Linked DNA regions of Homo sapiens: region 2 is linked to region 1. Evidence: read pairs that join two places in POLR2A ChIA-PET (ENCODE). Cell type or tissue: Caco-2. All regions are shown on one strand. Each heading gives the region's core, and the rest is flanking DNA. Links, peaks and the distances in the headings are about the cores only.

Region 1 (4,395 bases), core at 239-4,238:
TGGGTGGGAAGTGGCTCCACCTTGGGATGCTTGTTGGTGCCGGTGACCCCCGGACGCTCCAGCATGCAGCCCCAGGCTATGGCATCTGCTCCTGCTCAGCTCCGGGAGCATTTCCCGTCTCCTCATCGTTTCTCCTGTCCTTCCCTGAGTGCCTCAAATTCCTGTGAGCAGGTGTCGGCGTTGGATCTCTAGGGCTGGCTTCGAGTCCTCACTCTCTCCCGGGCTGGCTTTGAGTCCTCACTCTGCTCTTGCGAGCTCACATCTGAAGTGCCTTCTGTTCTGTCATGAAGTCCCAAGAGTTTTTTCGTCTTTGAATGTTCTTTTTATGTTTCAGGTGGTTTTGGGGATTTACTATGTCTTGAGGACATCCATGAGCGTTTCTGTCGGTGTGGTTTTGTATTTTATTTCCCTTTGTGGCCTCTGTCTTGTGTTGTCTGAGAGCACGGTGGGGTTGCGAGGGCCGTGCCCTCGGGAGGAGACCTGCGTGTGCCTTGACTGCCCTGGGCAGCCGGCACTGGGGCAGAAGGAGTGGACTCCCAGGGATCCCCGCCGTTTGTGTCCCAGACACAGCCCCAGCCCTCCGCCTGCTGGCTCGGTGGGCGGCCTGAAACCATCCTGCCTTCTAGGAAGACAGCAATTCTGGAAGAGCAAAGCCGATACAACTGAAGGAAAAAATAGACAAACCCAAATCATAGCTGGCGACGTCAGCACTGCTGTCCCGACACATGACGGAGCAGCTGTACTGAAGGCTGCAAGGATGTAGAAGGGCAGAGGCGCCAGCCAGCAGGGCCCACCAGCTGCAGGCACGGACCTTTCCATGCACCGTGGGAGCCTCCTCCACACAGGCCCTGTCCTCAGAGAACTAGGATTCTGCAGCATGCCGTCTGACCACAATGAAATAGAACGGAAGAATCTTCACACTTGGGAACAAAACAGCACACTTTCAAACGACACCTGGGCCAGAGAGGAGGTCTCAAGGGAGACGATGCGTGGAGCTGAGTGAAGATGCAAGTGCAGCCTAGGAAAGCCCAGGGCCCCATCAGGCAGTGTGGAGACACCCGCAGCCGTGGGGGCTTGCTGTGGAAAAGCTGGAATGCCCCAGCAGTAACCTGAGCTCTCTGCACAAGACATTTGGGGGGAAAAAAAGGGAGCGAAATAAGCCTACAGCAAGCGGAAGGAAAGAAAGAATGAGGAGCCACGGGCAGTGCAGTGGAACACAGGGACAGAGGCCAGTTCTGAAGCCCACAGACCTCTCCCGGGGCTGCTGGGAAGAGTGACCCAGGTCATCGATATGGGGGATGGTGCAGGAGGCACCACTGCAGACCCCGCAGGCTCTACGAGGGTCACGGGTGCAGGCGCCTCTGTGCAGTATGCTTGACGACTTACGTGAAATTGATAAATTCCTCAAAACCAGTTCCTGCCACAACTTACCCAATATCAAGTAGATCCTTTGAAAAATTCTATAAATACAAAGAAAATAAATTCATAATTAAAAACTTCCCAAAAAGGAAACCTGCGGACCCACCTGGGCCACTGGAGAATTTCACCGAATGTTGAAAGAGAATGCCAATTCCACCCTCTCACAGGAAGCAGGAGAGACGGAGCACTTTCTAATTGATTTTACGAAGCTCATACTATCACCCTGATACCAAAATCAGACAGAAACAGCACCGGAAAGGGAAACTGGGACTATATTCCCCATGAATATACACACAGATCCTCAACCAAACTTCAGCAAATAGGATTTATCGGTATATAAAGAGAATTCTACACCAAGATCAAGTAAGATTTATTCCAGGAATCCAAGGCTGACATTTCAGAATTGTTAACAAAATCTATTTAGGTTGCTGCGAAAGTAATTGTGGTTTTGCCATTGAAAGTAATCACAAAAACCGTAATTACTTTTGCACTAATCTGATATCATATTAACTGGCTGAAGAGTCATGTGGTCACATCAACAAGGCAGAAAAGGCATTTAACAAAATTCAGAAAGTCAGCACCTTTTATGGCAGCACTGTCAGCCAGTCATGAGCAGAACGTCGTCAGCTTGGTAACAAGCATGTCTAGAGACCCACAGCCAGGCCAGGCGGAGTGGCTCACACCGTAACCCCAGTGCTCTGGGAGGCCAACGTGGGAGGATTTCCTGAACCCAGGAGTTTGAAACCAGCTTGAGCAATATAGTGAGACCCCTGTAAGAATTAGCCAGCTGTGGTGGTGAGCAGCTGTGGTGAGCAGCTGTGGTGGTGAGCAAATGTGGGCAGCTGTGGTGAGCAGGTGTGAGCAGCTGTGGTGAGCTATGGTGAGCAGGTGTGAGCAGCTGTGGTGAGCAGGTGTGAGCACCTGTGGTGAGCAGCTGTGAGCACCTGTGGTGGTGAGCAGCTGTGGTGAGCAGCTGTGGTGGTGAGCAGGTGTGAGCAGCTGTGGTGGTGAGCAGGTGTGAGCAGCTGTGGTGGTGAGTAGGTGTGAGCAGCTGTGGTGGTGAGCAGCTGTGGTGAGCAGCTGTAGTGAGCAGCTGTGGTGAGCAGGTGTGAGCAGCTGTGGTGAGCAGCTGTGGTGGTGAGCAGGTGTGAGCAGCTGTGGTGAGCAGCTGTGGTGAGCAGGTGTGAGCAGGTGTGAGCAGCTGTGGTGAGCAGGTGTGAGCAGCTGTGGTGAGCAGGGGTGAGCAGCTGTGGTGAGGTGTGAGCAGTTGTGAGCAGCTGTGGTGAGCAGGTGTGAGCAGCTGTGGTGGTGAGCAGCTGTGGTGAGCAGGTGTGAGCAGCTGTGGTGAGCAGGTGTGAGCAGCTGTGGTGGTGAGCAGGTGTGGTGAGCAGCTGTGGTGAGCAGGTGTGGTCCCAGCTACTCAGCAAGCTGAGGTGGGAAGATCACTTGGATCGCTTGAGCCCAGGAGGTCAAGGCTGGCCTGAGCTATTATTGCATCACTGCACTCCAGTCTGGGCAGCAGAGCAAGACCCTGTCTCCAGAAACCTGCAGCCAACATCTTTTTTTTGTTTGTTTGTTTTGAGACAAGAGTCTTGCTCTGTTGCCCTGGCTGGAGTGCAGTGGCATAATCTTGGCTCACTGCAACCTCCACCTCCCAGTTTCAAGCAATTCTCCCGCCTCAGCCTCCTGAGTAGCTGGGATTACAGGCATGCACCACCATGCCCAGCTAATTTTTGTATTTTTAGTAGAGACATGGTTTCACCATGTTGGCCAGGCTGGTCTCAAACTCCTGATCTCAAGTGACCTCCCAAAGTGCTGGGATTACAGGTATGAGCCACCCTGCCTGGCCAAGCCAATATCATTTTTAACCATCCTCCTAAAATCAGGAACAGGGCAGGAGTGTCTTTTCTCCACTTGTACTTGTCGGAAGTCCCAGCTGCTGCCATTTGGCAAGAAAAGGAGATCAAAGTTACACGCACTACAAAGGGAGAAATAAAATTACTCCTGTCTGCAGATGACACGATTGTCTGCGCAGGGACTCTGAAGCAATCTACAAAGATCTTTTAGAACTATGAGTTCAGTAAGGTCGCAGGATACCAGGTCAACACACAAAAATCTGTCCTATTTCTGTTTACTTGCAATTATATAAGGAAGCCAACATTTAAAACAGTACCATTTACAATCACCTTTTTTTTTTTTAGAAAAAATAAACATTTAGGTATAAATCTGACCAGACATGTCTAGGGCTTGTGTGGTGGGACTACAAAACCAACCGTGGCGAAAGAGACCAGAGGAGATGCGAGTGAAGGGACGGACGCTGCACTCACGGCCTGGAGGCTCCCGAGTAAGGTGGCCGTTCTCCTGTGTGCATCTGTAGCCTAACGCAGTTCCTACCAACGCCTCAGCAGGGATTTTCCTAGATACAAATGAGCTTACTGTACAGTGTATTTGAAAGACAGATGGACTAGATGCCTGGAATAGTTTATTTTTTTGAGATGGAGCCTCGCTCTGTCGCCCAGGCTGGAGTGCAGTGGCCTGATCTCGGCTCACTGCAAGTTCCCTTACCGGGTTCACGCCATTCTCCTGCCTCAGCCTCCTGAGTAGCTGGGACTACAGGCACCCGCCACCACGCCCAGCTAATTTTTTGTATTTTTAGTAGAGATGGGGTTTCACCGTGTTAGTCAGGATGGTCTTGATCTCCTGACCTCGTGATCCGCCCGCCTCGGCCTCCCAAAGTGCTGGGATTACAGGCGTGAGCCACCGCACCCAGCCATGCCTGGAATATTTTTGTAATGGAAAAATGAAATGGGAGAAGTCACTGTTCCTGGCTTTGAGGCTTACTCTGAAGCCACAAATCAACATTGCGGCGATGGCAGACAGACGCGTCTGTGGAGAGAAGAGAGGACTCAGGCCACACAAGAGAGACCAGCGGAGCTTTGACAGAGGCAGAAAACCCGTTCATCAGATGGTCTGGAG
Region 2 (4,395 bases), core at 203-4,202, 52 kb after region 1:
TTTTTTATGGCTGTGTAGTATTCCATGTTGTATATGTACCACATTTTCTTTATCCAGTCTATCATCGATGGGCATTTGGGTTGATTCCCTATCTTTGCTATTGTGAATAATGCTGCAATGAACATACACGTACATATATCTTAAAATAGAATGATTTATATTCCTTTGGGTATATACCCAGTAATGGGATTGCTGAGTCAAATGGTATTTCTGGTTCTAGGTCTCTGAGGAATCGCCACAGTCTTCCACGGTGGTTGAACTAATTTACACTCCCATCAACAGTATAAAAGTGTTCCTATTTCTCTGCAACCTTCCCAGCATCTGTTGTTTCTTGACTTTTTAATCTTAATCACCATACTGACTGGTATGAGATGGTATCTCATTGTAGTTTTGATTTGCATTTCTCTAGTGATCAGTGATGTTGAGCTTTTTTTCACAGGTTTGTTGGCTGCATAAATGTCTTTCGTTTGGGTTCCTTGTAGATTCTGGACATTAGACCTTTGTCAGATGGATAGATTGAGAAATGTTTCTCCAATTCTGTAGGTTGTCTGCTCACTCTGATGATAGTTTCTTTTGCTATGCAGAAGCTCTTTAATTAGCTCCCACTTGTCAATTTTTGCTTTATTACAATTGCTTTTGATGTTTTCATCATGAAATTCTCAACCTTGCCTATGTCCTGAATGGTATTGCCTAGATTTTCTTCTAGGGTTTTTATACTTTTGGGTTTTACATTTAAATCTTTAATTCACCTTGAGTTAATTTTTATATAAGGTGTAAGGAAGGGGTCCAGTTTCCATTTTCTTCAGATGGCTAGCCAGTTCTCCCAGCACCATTTATTAAATAGGGAATCCTTTCCTCATTGTTTTTGTCAGGTTTGTTGAAAATCAGATGATTGTAGGTGTGCAGGCTTATTTCTGAGTTCTCTATTCTGTTCCATTGGTCTACGTGTCTGTTTTTGTACCTGTACCATGCTGTTTTGGTTACTGTAGTCTTGTAGTATAGTTTGAAGTCAGGTATATGCTTCTCTTTTTTGTGGTAAAATATATAGCATAAAATTTACCATTTAAATTATGTTAAGTGCACAATTCAGTGGCATTAAGTACATCACAATGTTGTGCAACTAACACCTCTATTTCCAGAACTTTTCATCATTTCCAACTGAAACTCTGTCTACACTAAACACTCACTCCCCACTCTCCTTCCCCCAGCCCCTCGCACCCACCACTTTACTTCCTGTCTCAATGAATTTGGCTACTCTAGGGACCTCATCTAAGTGGAATCTTACAGTATTTGTCTTTTTGTGTCTGGCTTATTTCATTTAGCATAGTGTCCTCAAGGTTCATCCATGTTGCAGTTTGTGTTGGAACTTAATTCCTTTTTAAGGCTGCATAATATTCCATTCTGTCTACACCACATTGTGCTTGTCCATTCATCTGCTGATGGACACCCTGGGTTGTTTCTCCCTCTTGGTTATTGTGGTTAATGCTGCTATGAACAGGGGTATGGAGGTATCTGTGAGAGACTCTGCTTTCAGTTCTTGTGGGTCTATACCCAGAAATGGAATCGCTAGATCATATGGCAATTCTATGTTTAATTTTTTGAGGAACAGCCAGACTGTTTCCACAGCAGCTGTGCTGTTTCTCATTCCCAACAACAAGGCACAGGGTTCCAGTTTCTTCACATTGTTGCCAACACTTGTGATTTCCTGGTTTTTGATAACAGCCGTCTGAGTGGGTGTGAGCCGGTATCTCATTGTGGTGCAGACTGACACCTGGCCCTTGTAAGCATTCCATGAGAGCTTCAAAGGAACACCTGTTAGGTTTTTCAGGGTTTGGGTTCGGTGTGAACCTCGTGTGTAACCCTCCGATCCTCCTTCTATCTTTAGATAATCCTAACAACAGGGGTATATTCATACATGATTGTTTTTCCTTTTTGCCTTCCAAACATGGGCTCTGCGGCGCGTTTGTCTGCCTGTGGCTCTCCGGCTGCAGCGCCCACAGCAGCCCCTCCCTCCCGCTCCAGGCCCCGGGCTTCCCTGTGTGGATGTGCGATGGGCGTATGGCCACACGCCCAAGATATCACCTTGTCTCCAGCCACACGCCAGGGCCGCTGCCGAGACAGACGGTGCGCGAGCGTGCGTGGGCACGTTTCTCCACAGAGGAGCACCCGCCCTAGCCGGCCGCCGCGCAGGAGTGGGACGCCGGGTGAACTCCGCACGTGCTCGCGGCGACGCACTGCGTTCCAAAATGGCTGCCGCCTGCGTTCCAAAATGGCTGCCGCCGCCCACCTTTCCCGTGGAGGCTGAGCACGTCGCTCCCCACGCTTGCCGGCCTCCAGGCTGACGACCGCCAGAGCCGTCTCTGGGACTCTGCAGGCACTTCCCGAGCCCCCGCAAGGTGCGTTTTCACTTCTTTGTGACACTTGGGTTGAGTCTCCTCTGACATCAATTCTGCCATATGAACCTTAATTTTATCCAAAGCCCCAAAAAGAACAAAAGCGTTGGAGTTTAAGCTGAAGGTGCGATCCGGATTACATACAATTGCACATTATTGTTGATGCGGCTGACGTCATTATGATATTAAGCCTGCCCACCAAGAATCTGGCATGTCTTTCCAAAACCGTACGATTTAAATCCATGATTTTTTTCTGATATAGGTTCTATAGACTTCCCTTTTATTTCTAAGTAGGTTATATTTTCGTACTTATTGTGTGTTTTCCTCATTATTGTAAGTGGAACGTCATTCCTGTTCCTGTTTCTAGCTTGTTCTTGACAGTGTGGGGGAAAACTATTAATTCGGAAGTATGGATATTGTATTTAGCCATGCTGCCACATCCCATGATGTGTTCTGGTAGGTTTTTACTGCACTGTCTTGAGTTTCTCAGAGATAGGATCGTGTCATCAGGAAGAGAGGTGGGAGAGACGGAGAAAGAGATAATTGGCTGTCTTCTTTTATAACTCTTATTACCATCCTGTGTTGACGGGAATACGTTCGTGGCTGTGGGACTGTCATGGAATCTCCCTTCACAAGCCTAGATGATGCAGCCTCCTGCACGCCCAGGCCGTGTGGTGCAACCATTGTTCCCCGGCTGCAAACCTGCACAACACACATCTCACTGAACACCGCAGTAGCGGCAGCACCAGGGTGAGGCTGTGCACCTAAGCATAGAAAAGGCACCGTGAGGCCAGGCGTGGTGGCTCACGCCTGTAATCTCAGCACTTTGGGATGCCAAGGTGGGTGGATCATTTGAGGTCAGGAGTTTGAGAACAGCTTGGCCAAACATGGTGAAACCCCATCTCTGCTAAAAATGCAAAAATTAGCCAGGCGTGGTGGCACACGCCTGTAATCCCAGCTACTTGAGAGGCTGAGGCACAAGAATGGCTTGAACCCAGGAGTGGAGGTTGCAGCGAGCCAAGATCACGCCATTGCACTCCAGTCTGGACAACAGGTCTCAAGAGAAAGAAAGAAGGCCGGGCGCGGTGGCTCACGCCTGTAATCCCAGCGCTTTGAGAGGCCGAGGCGGGCAGATCACGAGGTCAGGAGATCGAGACCACGGTGAAACCCCGTCTCTACTAAAAAAAAAAAATACAAAAAATTAGCCGGGCGCGGTGGCGGACGCCTGCAGTCCCAGCTACTCCAGAGGCTGAGGCGGGAGAATGGCGTGAACCTGGGAGGCGGAGCTTGCAGTGACCCGAGATGGCGCCACTGTACACCAGCCTGGGCGACAGAGCGAGATTCCGTCTCAAAAAAAAAAGGAAAGAAAAGGCACCGTGAGAATTCGGTGCTGTCGCCTTCCAGGGCACTGTCGTACATGCGGCCTGCTGTTGACTGAAACGGCCTTATGTGGCACATGACTGTGTCTTATCTTTTCATGCGCTTCACTGGACCCTTCGAAACAGCGCAGAATCGCAGCGGCAGCTGTGTGTCATGCCCTCGGTCTTACTGCAGGCAGATTTACTGTTTACCATTGTCCATTTTCTGCTTTTCTCTTCATTAATTATCTCTTCCTGTCTTATTTGGGATTATTTTGTTTTGTTTCTTTTAAATTTCTTAAGATGGCAATGAAGTTCCTATACTTTCTGCTCTTCCTTAAAATGAAGGACTATGAATTTCCTCCCAAAAAAAGTTTTAGCCCTGGACCCTAAGTTCAGACGCCTAGTGTTTATCTTTCATGCTTTCTGGAATTTTTTTTTTTTTTTTTTGAGACAGAGTCTCACTCTAATGCTCAGGCTGGAGTACAGTGGCGCAGTCTCGGCTCACCGCAACATCTGCCTCCCGAGTTCAAGCAATTCTCCTGCCTCAGCCTCCTGAGTAGCTGGAATTACAGACATGTGCCATCAAGCCCAGCTAATTTTTGTATCTTTTTTAGTAGAGATGGGGTTTCACGATGTTGGCC

Evidence for each region. ChIA-PET counts read pairs that join two places held together with the same protein. Peaks named below come from ENCODE experiments on the same cell type or tissue, not always from the same donor. Only the 100,000 strongest peaks of a DNase experiment are listed, where the experiment ranks them.
Region 2: POLR2A ChIA-PET joins it to region 1 with 7 read pairs; 5 of 35 experiments call an interaction of 5 or more read pairs at or near these places.

What each region holds. Positions count from the first base shown.
Region 1 is chr4:854,560-858,954 of GRCh38, reverse strand. All of the region lies in intron 24 of GAK (cyclin G associated kinase), which reads left to right. Among named protein-coding and RNA genes, the nearest start is that of CPLX1, 31 kb to the right of the region's middle. In Caco-2, for the core only: no CTCF peak of the experiment used is centred there; no DNase peak of the experiment used is centred there.
Region 2 is chr4:802,757-807,151 of GRCh38, reverse strand. All of the region lies in intron 2 of CPLX1 (complexin 1), which reads left to right. Among named protein-coding and RNA genes, the nearest start is that of CPLX1, 21 kb to the left of the region's middle. In Caco-2, for the core only: no CTCF peak of the experiment used is centred there; DNase peaks (open chromatin) are centred at 2,021 and 2,261; H3K4me3 peaks cover 1,621 bases.